Regions from separate parts of the Homo sapiens genome. Here region 2 is linked to region 1. The links are chromatin loops, found by intact Hi-C in ENCODE. Cell type or tissue: heart left ventricle. All regions are shown on one strand. Links, peaks and the distances in the headings refer to the core of each region. The heading gives the core; the rest is flanking DNA.

The links. Peaks named below come from ENCODE experiments on the same cell type or tissue, not always from the same donor. Only the 100,000 strongest peaks of a DNase experiment are listed, where the experiment ranks them.
Region 2: it touches region 1 in a loop (1.8-fold over the local background); 15 of 110 quality-filtered maps call a loop at or near these places.

Annotation. Positions count from the first base shown.
Region 1 is chr19:40,524,423-40,533,332 of GRCh38, forward strand. It overlaps SPTBN4 (spectrin beta, non-erythrocytic 4), which reads left to right. Exons shown (of 36, transcript NM_020971.3): 18 at 4,619-4,709; 19 at 8,203-8,349. Among named protein-coding and RNA genes, the nearest start is that of SHKBP1, 48 kb to the right of the region's middle. RefSeq lists a silencer at 4,756-5,075. In heart left ventricle, for the core only: CTCF peaks have their summits at 4,836 (motif pointing right) and 5,959; a DNase peak (open chromatin) is centred at 4,889; H3K4me3 peaks cover 1,252 bases; H3K27me3 peaks cover 1,067 bases.
Region 2 is chr19:40,572,996-40,581,905 of GRCh38, forward strand. SPTBN4 (spectrin beta, non-erythrocytic 4) reads left to right here. Exons shown (of 36, transcript NM_020971.3): 36 at 2,416-3,469. The coding sequence ends at 2,574. It overlaps SHKBP1 (SH3KBP1 binding protein 1), which reads left to right and starts at 3,878. Exons shown (of 18, transcript NM_138392.4): 1 at 3,878-3,990; 2 at 4,236-4,289; 3 at 4,401-4,446; 4 at 4,562-4,635; 5 at 5,159-5,217; 6 at 5,467-5,547; 7 at 7,329-7,490; 8 at 7,571-7,661; 9 at 7,751-7,941. The coding sequence starts at 3,905. RefSeq lists silencers at 3,267-3,356, 3,707-3,886, 3,907-3,976. In heart left ventricle, for the core only: no CTCF peak of the experiment used is centred there; a DNase peak (open chromatin) is centred at 3,806; H3K4me3 peaks cover 1,616 bases; H3K27ac peaks cover 356 bases.

The DNA of each region.
Region 1 (8,910 bases), core at 240-8,239:
TTTGAGTCCGGGAGATTGAGGCAGCAATGAACTGTGATCATATCACTGCAGTCCAGCCTGGATGACACAGCAACATTCTGTCCCCCCTCCAAAAAAAAAATGTGTTAACTTACTTCCCTAGATGCCTCATTATCCATCCTGCTCTTCTGCACCCTCCTTGGGAACCCCCAGACCTCCCCAGATCCAGCAGCTAGAGGCCAGGCACAGGTGTGTTCCAGCTTTCCAGATGGGACAGTGTCCCCTGCCAGGCTGGTTGTCAAATATTTTGCATAAGCACCTCTTCCTGGCCCCAGCCACTCTAGGAAGCATGCAAAGTGAGTGTCTGCATGTCTCTGTGTCTCTCTCATCTCTTGAACCTCATTGTTCTCTGCTTCTGTCGCCATCTGTCTCTTGCCACCACTCTCTTGTCTGTCCTTGCACTAATCAAGCGAAGATATTTATTGAGCATCTACTGTGTGCCAGGCACTATTGTAGGTAGGCACTGAACAAAACAACACCACCACCTCCAGCCATCATGGGAAGTCCTTTCTCATCTTCCAGACCCAGTTCTGTCTGTCATTAGAGCTGTTTCTGCTCCTCCTGGTGACCCTAAATTTCTCCTCTCAGGCTCTCTGGCTCTCTCCGGCATGATCCAGGCCAGAAGGGGACCCAGTACCCCTCCTTCTGTCTTCCCATCTCCTGACAGAAAGCATCCCTGGTCACTTCACTGTGCCACCCCCAGCCCCAGGACCGCTACCCCTTTTCTGTTTACGGCTCAGACATCCTTTCCCTAGATTTATCTGGGGCAAGGCAGCATGCTTCTAAAGGAAACTTTTATGGGAATTCTGTTCTTGAGGATGCAAACTCATCATTTAGTGCCCCCTTTTCCATCCAGGCCTGGATCCTTCCTTTGTTCCACTTTTTTTTTTTTTTTTTTTGAGACAGGGATCTTACTCTGTTGCCCAGGCTGGAGTGCAGTGGTGCAATCATAGCTCACTGCAGCCTGGAACTCCTGGGCTCAACCAACTCTCCTGCCTCAGCCTCCTGAGTAGCTGGACTATAGGTGTGAGCCACTGAGCATGGCCTGTTCCACATTTCTTGAGCACCTGCTGCATGCCAGGCTCAGCAAAACGAGGAGGAGGAGCCCGGGGGACTGTTCATTCCATGATTCATTCATTCATTACTTTTCAGTCATTCATTAATTGCTCCTTTCACTCTATTGTTTATTCACTCATCCTCCAGTCAATTAAACATGTACTGAGCCCGTGCTCTGTACGGAGTGGGGGTGTGTTCACAGAAATGACCAGGACAGAACATGATTCCTGCCTCACAGAGCTCGAACGTTATCTGACAAGGATGGCCCAGAATGCTCGGGGCTGGGATGGAGGAAGTCCAGGCAGAAAGGTCAGGGCCCGGATGGGAGACGTGCAGCCGCTGTGGGAGAGGCAGCATTTGTCCCAGGCTTGTGGTGGGTGAGGTGTGGTCACAGAGGGATTGAGACGGACTAATCTCTGCACCTTCCCACCATCCCAGTCATTTATTTGTCTAGGGACACATTTCCCACCCTGTGGGAGGAGTGGGAGGAGTGGGAGGAGTTTCCACATCCGCCAAGGGGGCAGAGCCATACAGAGCTGGGGACTGGGGCCCTGGGGCCCTGGGGGTCTTAGACCTGGCTTCACCCCTGAATCCGTGACATTCAGGGCAAGTCACTTAGAGCTTCAGCTTGCCTGGCCCCTCACCTGGAACCTGTGTGTGAGGTGCTGTTCTTTTTTTTTTTTTTTTTTTTTTTGAGATGGAGTCTCACTCTGTCACCCAGGCAGGAGTGTAGTGGCGCGATCTCGCCTCACTGCAACCTCTGCCTCCAGGGTTCAAGCTATTCTCCTGCTTCAGCCTCCTGAGTACTGGGATCACAGGAAAGAGCCACCATGTCCAACTAATTTTTGTATTTTTGGTAGAGACAGGGTTTTGCCATGTTGGCCAGGCTGGTCTCAAACTCCTGACTTCAAGTGATCCACCTGCCTCGGCTCCCCAAAGTGCTGGGATTACAGGCGTGAGCCACCGCGCCGGCCGCTAGGTGCTGTTCTTATCTGCGTTTTGCATGTGAGGCTCAGAGGGGAAAACTGACTTGCCCAGAGTCATGGCCAGGAAGTGCCACAGCCTAGATTTGAACCCTGTTGCTTTCTTTTCTTTTCTTTTTTTTAAAGACAGGGTCTTGCTTTGTTGCCCAGGCTGGAGTGCAGTGGTGCGATCACTGCTCACTGCAGCCTCAATCTCCTGGGCTCAAACAATCCTCCTGCCTCAGCCTTCTGAGTAGCTGGGACTAAAAGCATGTGCCACCTTGCTCGGCTAATTTTTCATTCTTTTTTTGTAGAGATGAAGTCTCACTATATTGCCCAGGGTGGTTTCAAACTCCTGGGCTCAAGCAATCCTCCTACTTTGGCCTCCCCAAAGTGCTCGGATTACAGGCGTGAGCCATCGTGCCCGGCCTACTCTGTTGTTCTTTCACCCTCATGGAGACTCAGGGTCTTCCTCATCTCTAGGACTGATGCTTGACAGTTTGGCTGCTGAAGGCCTGGAAAGATTGATTTCAGCTCAATTTCAGAGGCATTTTATCTTTCCTGGCTCCTAAGCTAAGTTGGGCAGGAGGCAGTCAGTGCTTCGCTTGCTTGTCTCAGGCCCTTCCTGTTCCTTCTCTCTGGTTCTGTCTCTGCAACTGTCTCCTATACACTCTGTCTCTTTGCTTCCATCTATCCATCTATTTCTGTATCTCTGTTTCCTGCTCCCTCTCTGTTTTTCTCTCCGTTTTTCTCTCCCTCCATCTGCACCTCTCTAACCCTGTCTTTTCTGCCTCTGTCTTTCACAGATACTGTACTTTTGTTTCTCCCATCTTTTTTCTCTCTGCCACTGTGTTTCTTGCATTCATTCATTTAACAAATATAAGTCGAGCGTGTACTGTATGCCAAGCCCTTTTTCTAAGCATTGGGGACACATCTATGAACAAAACAGACAAAAATCCCTGCCCTCATGGAAATGATATATCCTAGCATGGGAGACAGCCAAGATAAATAAGTAACATATAGCACGTGTTAGATTGCGTTAAGTGCTAAGGAGAAAATTAAAGAAGGGAAGAAAGCCAGAAAGTGTTGGGGAGTGGTCAGGAGGGACCTCACGAAGAAGGTGATCTTTGAGTAGATGTTGGGGGAAGGAGCATTCCCAGCAGAGGGAACGGCTAGTGCCAAGGGCCTGAGGCTTGCTCAAGGCACAGCGAGAAGGGCAGTACAGTTACCACAGAGTGAGGGGGAAGAGTGCAAGGAGAATAAGAGTTTGGAAAGGTGGGGGTGTGGGGCCTGGTAGGTCAGAAAGGCCTCTGAGATTGGCCGAGTGCAGGAGCTCACTCCCATCCCAGCACTTTGGGAGGCCAAGGCGGGTGGATCACTTGAGGTCAGGAGTTCGAGACCAGCCTGGCCAACATGGCGAAAACTCGTCTCTACTAAAAATACAAAAATTAGCCAGGCCTGGTGGTGGGCGCCTGTAATCCCAGCTAGTTGGGAGGCTGAGGCCGGAGAATCGCTTGAACCTGGGGGGTGGAGGTTGTAGTGAGCCGAGATCACGCCACTGCACTCCAGCCTGGGCGATGGAGCGAGACTCCATCTCAAAAAAAAAAAAAAAAAAAAAGGACTCTAAGGACTCTCATGGAGACCCTGGGAGGATCTCTAAGGACTCTCATGGAGACCCTGGGAGGATAGTCTCATTCTCTCTCTCTCCCTGGGGGAGACAGATAGCAACAGGACAGGGATGCATGGGAGCCCATGTGGGATGCCCCAGCCCCATCCACCAGGCCTCTTGGGCACTTTGCCTTGCACTGTGGGCAGGAGGCCAGACTGCCCGGGGCCCATGGTCCCAGCCGGCTCCAGAGTGGTACGGCCTGGGTCCAGCCTGGTCAGTTCAGTCAGGCCAAGGGCCTCGCTCTGCCTGCAGGAGTGCCCACTTCAGCTTCTCTGCGACTCTGCTGTCATCTCTCCCCACACTCTGCTCTCTTCCCTCTCTCCAACTCTGCGGCCCCCTGGTCTGTCTGTCGTCTGTGGGGCTGTCTTTTCCTGGTGGCATTTGCCACTCCTCTGCCTGTCTCTCTCTGGGCTGTCCCTGACCGGACTCCTCCTGTCACTTTCCCTCTCTCTGCCTCCTCTCTTTCGTCGTCTGCTGCTCCCTGAGTTTCTTTCTGGCTCTGCCTTGCTCCATCTCTTTTCTCGTCTTTTTTTATTCTCTCTCTCGCTCTCTTTCTGGTGTCTCCTCTCACTTTCTCGTTTGTTTTGTTTTGTTTTTGTCCCTAGGTATGTCTGTCTTTACTTCTCTGTTATCTTTCTCTCTGGACTTGCCTTTTTTTCTCTCCGTCTATATCTCTTTCTTTCTAAGTGCCTGTCTCTGCCTCTCCCTTTCTCTTCCTCTGTCTGTCTCTCTCTCTGCCCTTCTTCAGCCCCGTCCCTGCGTCCCTGGCTTTGCCCCACTAATTCCTCCCTCTCTCTTACATATTTTCCACGCCCTTCTTCCCCTACCCAGCCCAGTGCCCTCACAGTCCTACTGCCAGCGCCGCACCCCCCAACCCGGGGCCTTTCCCCAGCCCTTATCTCCCCATCCCCAGGAACCAAGAAAACCAGTTACGGGCCCAGCAATGGATGCAAAAGCTACATGACCAACTTGAGCTGCAGCACTTCCTCCGAGACTGCCACGAGGTAGGAACTCCAGGTGTGCTGGGGACGGAGACATCCCCTTTAGTCGGGAGGGAAGTGCTTCTCGGCCGAGGTGGGGGTGGGGACGCCCCGTCTAAGTGGGTCGCGGAGCGATGCTCGCTCTAAGCCGCCAGGGGGCGCGCGGAGCCGGGTCTCAGTGCGCATGCTCCGCAAGTCCCTGCCCGCCCACGCCGACTCCGGGAAACGAAGGAGGGGCCCCGGGCGCCCCTGGCAACCGCGCGTGTCCGCGCCTACGGGTCCCGCGGGGACGCGCGCTGATCTCACCTTTCTCTCCTGAGATTTGTGAGAATCGCTCTACCCCAGGAGAGGGGCGGGGCGGGCGGTGGGGATAAGGGCCGAGGGCCGTGGGGGGGCCAGCGGCCCTGCGCCCTCCTGCAGCCAGCGATGGCTCTGAACCAAGCCCTCGCCCCTTTAAAGGTGTTCAGTAATCAAGCCCCTTCCCTTAGGGATGATCTGCACACATTAGGGACGATCTCCCCTAATCCGAGATGGTCCAGGCCCCCTTCCTTATTAGTGACGGTTCAGGAGACCTGCTGTCTTCCCCTCCTTCCCTTGCATTCCATAGAAACGATTCTAGACTTTGGCCACATTAGAGATGGCCTAGTAAACATTTTCCTAAACCCTAAACAGAGCTAGGCCTGGCCCTGAGCCCCTCCATCTGTGTGACCCAGGATCATCCCCTCCTCCATCATCACCCCGTACCTAAGTTTCTTCCAACCAAAGCTGGTTCAGGAACCAGGTCTAACCCCTAAACCCCTCAGCCTCAATTAAAGACGATTCGACCCTCCCCCCTATGTTGAACACCCATGGGAGATTGTTCTCTCCGCACACGGAATAAACAAGGGCCTCCATACCGTGCCCCCCTCCCCCATAACTGGGGTAGGCCGGGACTTGAGCCACTGGAGGAACCCCCTGTTCCCCCTCGCCCCCACTGGAGATTGTGAGATGTTCCAGGTCGCCCTCCCATATCCCCTGTCCACATGTGGTGGCCAGGAGCCCGAGCTTCTTCCCATTAGAGATGGTTCAGGAGGCCCCCACCCAGCCCCTCACCATAATCCCCACTCCCTTAGTGAGGCAGTCCAAGCCCCAGGCGCTCCCTCCCGGCATTAGATTTGGTCCAGGAGCACCCCCCATCCCTCATGAGATTGTTCTGGATCAGGCAGCAATCATCTGAGATGGCGCAGAAGCCCCCCACCCGAAGCCTTGGGGCGAGTGGTGGTTCCTCCTGCACCCCCACCTGGGGCCCCGCAAAGAGGCGGGCAGGGAGGCAGGCAGGGGGCGCACGCGGGCGGGCGCGCGGCCGCCGCGCGGGGGCGAGGGAGGGGGCGCGCGGCCGCCGGAGCCTCAGCCTTCGCCGCCGCTGCCGCTGCCGTCGCAGTTGAGGGGCGAGCACCCGCCCGCCCGCTGCAGGGACGCCCCGCCAACGCCACTGCCGCTTCAGGTCTCGGGGGCGCCCAGGGGAGGGGGTTGGCGCGCACCCCGCGGACGCAGACAGGGGAGGGGGCTCGGGCGCGTGCCCGCCCGTCGTGGCCGCGGGAGGGAGGGGCGGGGCGGCGCGGGGGCGGGCCGGGCAGGCGCCCGGACCCCCACCCTGGGGGAGGGGCAAGGACGCCGGGAGCTGTCCGCGGTGCTGGCGCGGGCGGGACTGAGGGGCCGGCCCCCAAGGGAGGGGAGCGAAGCGGGGGGACTTCTAAGACCACTTCTAGGGTAATCTGGATTTGCCCTAAGGGTTCAGGGCGTCTCAGCCTTTCGAGGGGGGGCTCTTCTCCGGGTAATGGGGCATCTAAGATTTGCCCTGGGGTTGGGGGTTTCTCAACCTTTTGGGGGGTTTCTTTCTTGTTTTGGGAGGATCTGTATCAGCCTTGGATGATGGAGGTGAATCACTTTTGGGGGGCTCTGCCTTGGAAGATGAGGGGCCTTGGATTTTCTCTGGGTCTAGGGGGCTCTGACTTTGTGGGGCTTTTCCTGGGTTGTTGGATAGTCTGGTTTTGCCCTCCATCATGAAGGAATCACTTTTGAGGGGGCTTTACTTTGAGGATGGGGTACCATCTCTTTAAGGGCTCTGCTTTCACTGCGGGCTGTGGTTGCCGTTGGACTCTTCCCTGCACGTCGGGAACCTGTGAATTGAGTTGGGGGGTTCAGCACTGGACTTGGTTCTAGTGTGTGTATGAAGGAGTGTGATGCTGTCCTGGACCCCTGGGGAGCACATGCTCAGGGGACATGGGCTGGGGTTTGGCCGGCTGGGGATCTGGGATTTGTCCTTGGCTATGACTGCATTTGCCTCCCGGGACCGCGGAGCTGGAGTCCAGTGTTTGTTTTTTTTTTTTTTTTTTTTTTTTTTTTTTTTTTTGCAGGAGGGAGGAGGGAGGATCTTGTGACTGGAGTGGGGAGGAGAAAGGGGAGGAGCAAACTGTTTCAGGTGCCAGGTTTGGTCATGAGTGGGGAAGTTCTGGCTTGGAGGATAAGTCTGGTTTTTTACTGGAGGGGGTTGGGGGAGGCTCAAAAAGCAGCCTGTGATTGATCCTCTCTAGTGCCGTGAGAGGGGCCCACTCTTGGTGCTTGCGTTTTGGATGACTGGTTTTGTTGGTGGGTAGGAGGACTAGAACTGGCTTTAGTTGTAGGGGTGGGGGTGCTGGCCGGGCTTGGGAGGTCCGATCTGATCCACGATGGAGAGTCTGTGGCTAGATTTTGGGGTAGACTGGTTTGGAGAGCCAGAACACAGCTTTGTTTTTCACATTTGGCTGGGGTTGGCTTTGGTTGAGGGCTAGAACTGGTCATGGTTTGGGGATCTATGGTCTTAGAGTCCCAGGGCTAGAACTGGGGAGCCCTGTGGGCTCATTAGGGGTGCTAGATCTCGATTATGGAGGATGGGTCTACTCCAGATTAGAGGGTTAGTTTAGAGAGAGCTAGAGTTGGCTTTAATTGGGAGGTTGTTTGGGGGGTTTATCTGGCCATACTGGAGGAACTGGGGCTAGATATGGGGGCTTCATTTGATACCCTTGGGAATGGGTTGAGGCTCTTGAATTGGTCCTTATTGGGGGGTGGCTAAGATTGAATGAAGTGTCTAAGTGTTGCTATGGGAGGGGTGGTCCTGGGGATGAATTGGGAGTTAGCTAAATTGGGTTGGAGAGCTTGTTTTGGGGGGGGTGATCTGTCCCCAAGTCTAAGAGGCTGACTGGCCCTGCCTTGGGGGCTTGTGGGGAGTTGAGGAGGGCTTCCCTCAGGACAGGGGACAGGGGAGCAAAGGATTGGGCATTCTGGGGACCCTTCCATCCATCCTCTATCCAGGAAAGAGCTTGAGCTGCACCCACCCCCAATATAAAGGCCTCACTTGCAAAGGTTTTTTCATCCTTTCCTATTCCTTCCACCCATACACCCTAGCAGCCCAGGCCCTGAACCTGGGACTTCCTGAAGGGATGGGGGGCTGTGGCAGGTTGAGGGGACCAGCTGAGCCCTCCTGCCCTGTTCTGCACAGCTGGATGGCTGGATCCATGAGAAGATGCTGATGGCGCGGGATGGCACGCGGGAGGACAACCACAAGCTGCATAAGAGATGGCTCCGGCACCAGGCATTCATGGCCGAGCTGGCTCAGAATAAGGAGTGGCTGGAGAAGATCGAGCGGGTGAGGAAGCTGATGGCCCCTCTGCCTGTGCCAGGTGCAGGAGGCCTCCAGGGAGCCCACGTCTCACCTGCTGCACCCGCTGCTGCCATCCTGCTGGTCTTACACCTCTGGACTGACTCAAATCAGCTCCAGATCTGCTCCTAGCTATGTGGCTTTGAGTGATTCATGTAACATCTTTGAGCCTCAATTTGCTCATCTGTAAAGTGGCCAGCATCTCTTCTGAATGGTGCCTGTATCCTACTGTTTGTTAAATATTTCACTTCTTAATATAACCTCCTCTACCAGGTTCCTTCCATACCATTTGGGGCATTTAAGATGGAAGGTTGGGGAGATGGGCTGGGACAGACCCTGGGAAGCCCAGGGTTAAAGTAAACTTTGGATTCTTAGAGCCCTGGGTTCTAACTGTGTCTATGCCTGTTACCAGCTGTGGGGCCTTAGGTAATTGTGTTAACCTCTTGGAGCCTCAGTTTGCTGTTCTATAAAATTAAGGAAATAATAAATATAGCTACTTCCTGGGCTCTGTGCACATAAAGTACTTAACACAAGGCCACGCACCTAAGA
Region 2 (8,910 bases), core at 716-8,715, 49 kb after region 1:
ACAGTGGGGGTCTAAAAAAAGGAGTGATTCAGGTTGGGCACCATGGCTCAGGCCTGTAATCCCAGCACTTTGGGAGGCCAAGGCAGGAGACTGCTTGAGCCCAGGACTTCAAGATCAGCCTGGGCAACACGGAAAGATCCCATCTCTATGGGTAATAATAATAATAAATTAGCCGGGAGTGGTGGCACATGCCTGTGGTCCCAGCTACTCAGGAGGCCGAGTGGAAGGATCACCTGAACCAGGGAGGTCAAGGCTACAATGAGCTGTGATTGTACTATGGCACTCCAGGCTGGGTGACAGAGTGAGATTCTGTCTCAAAAACAAGAGGGGGTGGGTGATCTAGGTAGAGGGAACTGCAAGTGCAGAGGACCAGAGGTGCAGTATTGCAAAGGGTTAACTGCTGGAGGGCAGAGTTCATGGAAGAAGGTCCCAGAAAGGTTCCCAGGAGATAGGTGTCTCAGGACAGGATGGGCCATTTGGAGGAGATTGGATTTTTTACCTAAGGGCACTGGAGAGCTAGGGGGGATTACAGTGATGTGTAAAAAAGATTCCTGGCTGGGCGCAGTGGCTTACGCCTGTAATCCCAGCACTTCGGGAGGCCGAGGCGGGTGGATCACCTGAGGTCAGGAGTTTGAGGCCAGCCTGACCAACATGGAGAAACCCCATCTCTTATGGTGCATGCCTGTAATCCCAGCTACTCGGGAGGCTGAGGCAGGAGGATTGCTTGAACCCGGAAGGCAGAGGTTGCAGTGAGCTGAGACAGCGCCATTGCACTCCAGCCTGGGTAACAAGAGCAAAACTCCATCTCAAAAACAAAATAAACAGGCCGGGCATGGTGGCTCACGCCTGTAATCCCAGCATTTTGGGAGGCCGAGGCGGGCAGATCACAAGGTCAGGAGATCGAGACCATCCTGGCTGACACGGTGAAACCCCGTCTCTACTAAAAATACAAAAAAATTAGCTGGGCATGGTGGCGGGCGCCTGTAGTCCCAGCTACTTGGGAGGCTGAGGCAGAAGAATGGCTTGAACCCGGGAGGTGGAGCTTGCAGTGAGCTGAGATTGCGCCACTGCACTCCAGCCTGAGCGACAGAGCGAGACTCCATCTCAAAACAAAACAAACAAACAAAACAAAACAAAACAAAACAAAACAAAAAAAGATTCCTTTGGCTACCTGGGTGGGTAGCCCAGGCCGCGGCCAGGGCAGGGACCCAAGTGGGAGAGCGCATGGCTGGGCCACACAGGCCTGTGGGGAGAGGAGGAAGAGGAGTCTGAGAGAGGCAAGCATAAAGGTGGTTTGAAGAGATGTTGAGAGTAATAACTAACACTTGTTATCTCATTCAATCTTCACAAGATGCAATGAAGAAGTGGGCTTTTTTTTTTTTTGAGACAGAGTTTCTCTCTTGTCACCCAGGCTGGAGTGCCATGGCGCAATCTCAGCTCACTGCAACCTCCACTTCCCGGGTTCAAGCGACTCTCCTGCCTCAGCTACCTGGGTGACTGGGATTACAGGCTTGCGCCACCATGCCCGGCTAATTTATGTATTTTTAGTAGAGACGGGGTTTCTCCATGTTGGTCAGGCTGGTCTCAAACTCCTGACCTCAGGTGATCCACCCGCCTCAGCCTCCCAAAGTGCTGGGATTACAGGCATGAGCCACCACACCCGGCCAGAAGTAGGCCTTTACCCACTACATGCCTTCTTTTACTTATCTGCACAATGAAGATTAAAAATAGTTTCTTGGCCTGGCATGGTGCCTCACACCTGTAATTCCAGCACTTTGGGAGGCTGAGGTGGGCAGATCATTTGAGGTCAGAAGTTCAAGACCAGTGTGGCCAACGTGGCGAAACCCCATCTCTACTAAAAATACAAAAAGTAGCCAGGCATGGTGGCACGTGCCTGTAGTCCCAGACACTCAGGAGACTGAGGCACAAGAATCTCTTGAACCTGGGAGATGGAGGTTGCAGTGAGCTGACATCGAGCCATTGCACTCCAGCCTGGGGGACAGAGCAAGACTCTGTCTCAAAAAAAAAAAAAAAAAAGTCTCTTATCATAGGGTTACTGTGAGAATTAAATTGCTCCATGTTTAATTGATACATGATAAACTGATACTTAGCACAGGGCCTAGTAAATATCAGTGCTCTAGTAGTGCCTGCCCATATTATTATCATTGTTTGTGTCATTTATCTCTGTAGTAGGAAGTATATACAATCCTATTGCATAGGTTTAAGGGAATTAATCCACTAAAGTGTTTGGAACAGAGCCTGGCACATATTGCTATGTAACTGCATCATCATCATCATCCCTTTTTAATAGATGAGAAAACTGAATTTCAGAGAGGGTAGTCTGATCTGAAATTCACCTATTATTCCAGCTTCTCTCTTCCAAATACGGCCTCTGTGCCCTGTTTCTTCCCCCAGGAGGAGATGAACGGCTGGCTGGAGGCTGTAGCTTCCTCGGTGGCGGAACACGCAGAGATCGCCCGCTGGGGCCAGACACTACCCACTACTTCATCCACAGATGAGGGCAACCCTAAGAGGGAAGGCGGAGATCGCAGGGCCAGCGGGCGCAGGAAGTGACTTCCCACCCCCAGGACCTGACACATCTCGTCTCCCCTCTTTTCCGCACTGTGGGCACAAAGACACTTTTTCTTCCGCAGGGGCGGGAGCCCCTAGTTCCAACACTGAGGACGCGTGACATGGTGGGCACCGGAAAGGAGGGGACTTCTCCTGCACCCCAAGAAGTGGTGGGGAGATTGCTGCCCCTATAGCCATATCTCGGCCCCTTCCCACTCACCACCCCCACCCCAGGTGCTGGGGGTCCCTTATTTTTATGCAATAACTGAGCTTGATGGGGGTGGGCAGGGGGCCAGTTGAGCCAAGCCCCCAGCCCCGATCTGCAGATCCTGCCCCAAGAAGCTGGGGTGGTGGGGGCAGTAATTCCTGCCCCCCTCTCTGCCCTAGGGATGGGCACGGGGGCGCTGGTGAGGTCCCCTGGACCATCCAGGGTGCTAGGGGGCAGGGAGGGGACACCCCCTCCCCGCCTTTACCTCACTTCCAATGCTGCCTTGATCTCTGTCTGGGAGGGGGGAGTGAAGGGGCCCTAGCCCCCTGCACTCCGCCGCCTCAGAGCCATGCGGTTAATTCCTGACTTAGTTTATTTTTGCAAAACGTCGATCTCCTCCTCCCCCGCCCCGCATCCGCGAAGGCTTTTAATGGGAGGGGCGTCAAAGCTCAAAACTGTTTTCCTCTCTCCTCCCCCCTCCAGTTGTAAATGCCACTTCATGAGGGGAGGGGCGAGGGGAAGCCCACCCCTGCATGCTTCTGGCTGGAGCACCTCCCTGGGGAGTCGGGGGATTGGGTTGTGGGCAGTCCCCATGGCCGCCTGGAGAAGCCGCTGGGGCCCGGGGGTGTGGGGCGGTGTGGCGGGCGCACACTGTATGTACCTATAATAAACCCTTTGGCTTTGACGGTCTATGGTCCTTTGTTTGGGTTTTCTGGGCTGCGCCCGGGAGGATTGAAAGGAGGGCTGTGGTGGCTGTAGGGGTGGGTGCGGGGTGGGGAGAGGGGCACGGGGGTACCGTGGCTGCGGAGAACATCCAGATGTACCCTTTTATGTGGACTTAATTTCGGGGTCTAAACACACGCCCCTTGACGAGAACCTAGAGGGATGGAGAATATTTCGTTATGCTTCGTAATAAACTTCCCCAAAGGAGACTCCGGGTCCGCCCCGTCAAGTTCAGGAAAGGCGGACCCCTTTAAGGAGGCGGAAAAGTTAACCGCGATGGGCAGGCGCTCTGTCCAATCGCTAGTGACTCCTGGAGTCTCTGGCCCAATGAGCAGCCTATGGAGGCGGGGTCCGGGTGCACACCCGGAAGTGGGTGCGGGCCAGCCGGCTCGCCCGGGGGCCATGGCAGCAGCGGCTACTGCAGCCGAGGGGGTCCCCAGTCGGGGGCCTCCCGGGGAAGTCATTCATCTGAATGTGGGAGGCAAGAGGTGAGTGTGGGAGACTCCTGAGGTCCCATCCTCGGGGGCGGGAAGCGGGGTGGGAGTATCCGCCTCTCCTGGGGGAATCCCTGTCCATCAAGGGTTGCTCCGCCCCCCCCCCCTTTGGAGGCGCGAGATTCTGGAAAAACGCCGGGGGAGGGGGAAGGGGAGGGAACCCTGGATCCTGCGGGAGGGGGACGCATTCCTCACCCGCTCCTCTTCATCTCTTGCGTCCGTTTACCTTCCCCGCCCAGATTCAGTACCTCTCGCCAGACTCTCACCTGGATCCCAGACTCCTTCTTCTCCAGGTGATCGGGAGAGCGAGTTTGGGGCGAGGGTAGGAGGGATGGAGAGGGCGTGGGAGACCTAATATCCACTCCCCCGGCCCGTGACGCCTGCTCGGTGTCCCTTCCCTGCAGTCTTCTGAGCGGACGCATCTCGACGCTGAAAGATGAGACCGGAGCAGTGAGTCGGACAAGAACTGAAATGGGATGGGGGGGAGGGGTTGGTAGGAAGAGGGGCAGGACCCCACTCAGTCCTGCCTTTTACCCCATCCATCCTCTGCCCCCCTTTCCCGCAGATCTTCATCGACAGGGACCCTACAGTCTTCGCCCCCATCCTCAACTTCCTGCGCACCAAAGAGTTGGATCCCAGGTTGGCATGGAAAAAGGGGAGGGAGTCCCTCACTGTCTTCAGTCCCTGAGGAGTTCTTTCACCTCCTCTGAATGTCCACGTGAGCTCCATTCTATTAGAATTCTCATTCAGAACCTTGATCACAGGCCGGGCGCGCCGGGATTGCTCACGCCTGTAATCCCAACACTTTGGGAGGCCGAGGTGGGAGGATCACTTGAGCCCAGGATTTGGAGACTAGCCTGGGCAACATAGCGAGACCCCTTCTCTAAAAAAGCAAACAGGCAAAACTTCATGAGAATCTTGATCATGTTAAAATTTTATGTCCTTCGATTTCTCCCTACACACACACACACACACACACACACACACACACACACACACACTCAACATTTCCTCCACCCATATCATCACTCCTTAGCATCTTTATTCCATCAAAACTTTCTACCCCTTGACATTCTCTGTGCAGTTTTGAAAATTACCCTCTCAGCATTCTCTGTTCACCCCCACACCTAGACCCTGACCTCTAGTCAATTCTACTACCCAGGGGTGTCCACGGTTCCAGCCTCCTCCATGAAGCCCAGTTCTATGGGCTCACTCCTCTGGGTAAGTGGGAGCCCCCAGCTATCATCCTCATTGTATAGAAAACCAACTCTGTGATGCTACCTGCCCCTCTTCCCCTTCTCTCCTGAAAGAGGGCTGGGGTAGAGGTGGGAGGACTGGTTATGGCCCTGGCCGGGTCTGTATTCGTACTGGGAGGAGTATTGGTACTCTGTGTAGAAAGAAATGGGGAGGGGGAAATGGGGTGGCCTCAGCATCTCCCTAAGTCCCAGCCTTTAAGTCCTCCTGTTGCAGTTCGTCGCCTGCAGCTTCGAGAGGAGTTGGATCGATCTTCTTGTGGAAACGTCCTCTTCAATGGTTACCTGCCGCCACCAGGTAGGCACTCCCAATGGAATGGAGGGGCGCGGAGGTGGGCCAAAGACTACATTTCCCATAAGGCTGCAGCTCTCGGGTGCCTGTGCTGTGCGTCCTGAGATACAGTGGGAGGTGTAGTTCCCTATCAGATGCTTGGGCTGATGCTTGGAAAGGAAGTTGGACACAGCATTTCCCATGAGACAATGGGCCAGCTAACTCTTGAGGCTCAGAAGGATGTCCTGGAGCCCCATGGGAGTTGTAGTCCGGGTTTGGTTTCTTTGTAGGGGGGGCTTTGGAAGACCTGGGATTCTTCGTATGGAGGGGAGAAATATTAATAGGAAGTTATTGACAGTAATGCCCATGATAGCCAGCCCACTGGCCATGGAAGGTATGCCCCAGTGGTTATTGGAACTAGGCTTTTCTGATTGGTAGAAGTAACAGAGTAGGGAAATTTCATCTACAGCTTTATTTCCCTAACTGCAGTCAGCACCTGCTACCTTCATGAAAGTTGCCAGATATAAAGATCTGTAGTAGTACTTTTCCAACTTAGTTTTATCCTGTTTTCCGAAAAACAATCATTTATTTATTTATTTATTTATTTAATTTTATGAGACAGGGTCTGGCTTTGTCACCCAGGCTGGAGTGCAGTGGTGCGATCTTGGCTCACTGCAACCTCTGCCTCTCAGATTCAAGCCATCCTTCCACCTCAGCTCTGCCACTGAGTAGCTGAGACTACAAGCACTCGCCACCATGCCCGGCTAATTAAAAAAATAATAATCATTTTAAATGCAAGCTTTATATTATAAATACAAAGTAAACATGAAAATAAAACCCAAACATAGCAGTGTTATTAAACTCTGGCCTGTAGCAGTGGCTCACACCTGTAATCCTAGCAGTTTGGAGGCCGAGACAGGTGGATTACTTGAGACCTGGAGTTTGAGACCAGCCCAGGTGACACAGCAAGACCTCATCTCTACTAAAAATAAAAAAAAATTAGCCAGGTGTGGTGGTATGCACCTGTGGTCCCAGCTACTTAGGATGCTGGAGTGCGAGGATCGCTTGAGCCCAGGAGGTCAAGGCTGCAGTGAACTATGATCACTCATTACACCCCAGCCTGGGTGACAGAGCGAGATGCTGTCTCAAAACAAAACAAAACGAAAAACAACTCTGGCTAGATGCTATTGCTTGCCAAGGGTGCAGTCTTCCATTTATTAAAAGTGAAAATTAGGGCCAGGCACATTGGCTCATGCCTGTAATCCCAGCACTTTGGGAGGCTGAGGTGGGTGGATCACCTGAGGTCAGGAGTTCGAGACCAGCCTGGCCAACATGGTGAAACCTTATCTCTGCCAAAAATATAAAAGATTAGCCATGTGTCGTGGTGGGTGCTTGTAATCTCAGCTACTTGGGAGGCTGAGGCAGGAGAATCACTTGAACCCAGGAGGCAGAGGTTGCAGTGAGCCAAGATTGTGCCATTGCACTCCAGCCTGTGCAACGAGCGAAACTCCAACTCAAAAAAAAAAAAAAAAAAAAAAACGGAAAATTAGGTAATACTGCAGATTCATTAATATCACAGCAGCACTAAACTCAGTCTTCCTCTGTGCTGGGCTCAAGGGAACTGAAAGGGAAGTAACTTGCTATGTGGTTCAGTGTCATTTCATGCTGTGTCACTGCACCACTTAAAATCTTCACCCGGAGACTATGTCCCACACATGGGGAAATCAATCACCGTCATATTTTAAGTGCTTGCTGTGTGACAGCCACGATTACAATGACTGTTACTCTACCTCTTATTCTCACTGTAGTGTTCCCAGTGAAGCGGCGGAACCGGCACAGCCTAGTGGGGCCTCAGCAGCTAGGAGGACGGCCAGCCCCTGTCCGACGGAGCAACACGATGCCCCCCAACCTTGGCAATGCAGGGCTGCTGGGCCGAATGCTGGATGAGAAAACCCCTCCCTCACCCTCAGGTACGTTTCTATCTCGTGGAAGGTTGGGGCAGCTGTGGGGTCCCTGTGACCCTCTTCTGATCCCTACTCTTCCCCTCAAGGACAACCTGAGGAGCCGGGGATGGTGCGCCTGGTGTGTGGACACCATAATTGGATCGCTGTGGCCTATACCCAGTTTCTAGTCTGCTACAGGTGCTTGGGGAGGGAGTGGCAGGAGGTCCCAGCCCTGTTGATGGGAAGGGCATGCGGTGAGGGTTGGTGATGTCCCCTCGATCCTACAGGTTGAAGGAAGCCTCTGGCTGGCAGCTGGTGTTTTCCAGCCCCCGCCTGGACTGGCCCATCGAACGACTGGCGCTCACAGCCCGGGTGCATGGTGGGGCTTTGGGTGAACATGACAAGATGGTGGCAGCAGCCACCGGCAGCGAGATCCTGCTATGGGCTCTGCAGGCGGAAGGCGGTGGCTCCGAGATAGGTATGACCCCAAGCCTTTTCCAGAACCCTCTGTCCTTTAAATTCTACTGCCTGTTAAAATGACCCACCCCATAAAATCCTCAAACCCATAAGAATTCTCTGCTCTATTAGATCTGTTTGTGTCATTAGAATGCTCCAGCCCTTCAGAATTCTGTATCCTGTTAGAATTCCCTGGCTTCCTAGAAAAATCCACCCACATACAATTCTCCCTCCATCAGAATTCCCTGCCCTGTTAGATCTCTTGGTTTTGTTAGAATGCGCTATTCTGTGTGGCCATGAGAAATGTCTGACTTGGCCCGGTGCGGTGGCTCATGCTTGTAATCCCAGCACTTTGGGAGGCTGAGGCGGGCAGATCACTTGAGGTCAGGAGTTCGAGACCCCCTTGGCCAACAGGGTGAAACCCAGTCTTTATTTCAAAAATACAAAAAAATTAGCTGGGTGTGGTGGCACGTGCCTGTAATCCCAGCTACTCAGGAGGTTAAGGCAGGAGAATCACTGGAACCTGGGAGGCAGATGTTGCAGTGAGCTGAGATCGCACCACTGCATTCCAGCCTGAGCGACAGAGTGGACAGAGTGAGACACCATCTCAAAAAAAAAAAAAAAACAAAAAAAGAAATCTCTGACTTATGGCTGGGCACAGTAACTCACATCTGTAGTTCCAGCACTTTGGGAGGCCATGGCAGGAGGATTGCTTGAGGCCAGGAGTTCGAGGCTGCCGTGAGCTATGTAAGCCATGATTGCACCACTGCACTCCAGCCTGGACAACAGAGCAAGACCCTGTCTCAAAGCCACAGCAACAAATCTCGGACTTATTAATCTGTCCCCAAATAAATCTCAGCCCTCGTAAGAATCCCCTGCCACCAGTGGAGGTTTTTTTGCCTTATTGCAAATCTCAGTGCTGTTAGAATTCCAGACCGTTTTAGAATCCCATACCCCATCAGAAATCTTCTGGCCCATTTTATCTTCTCTA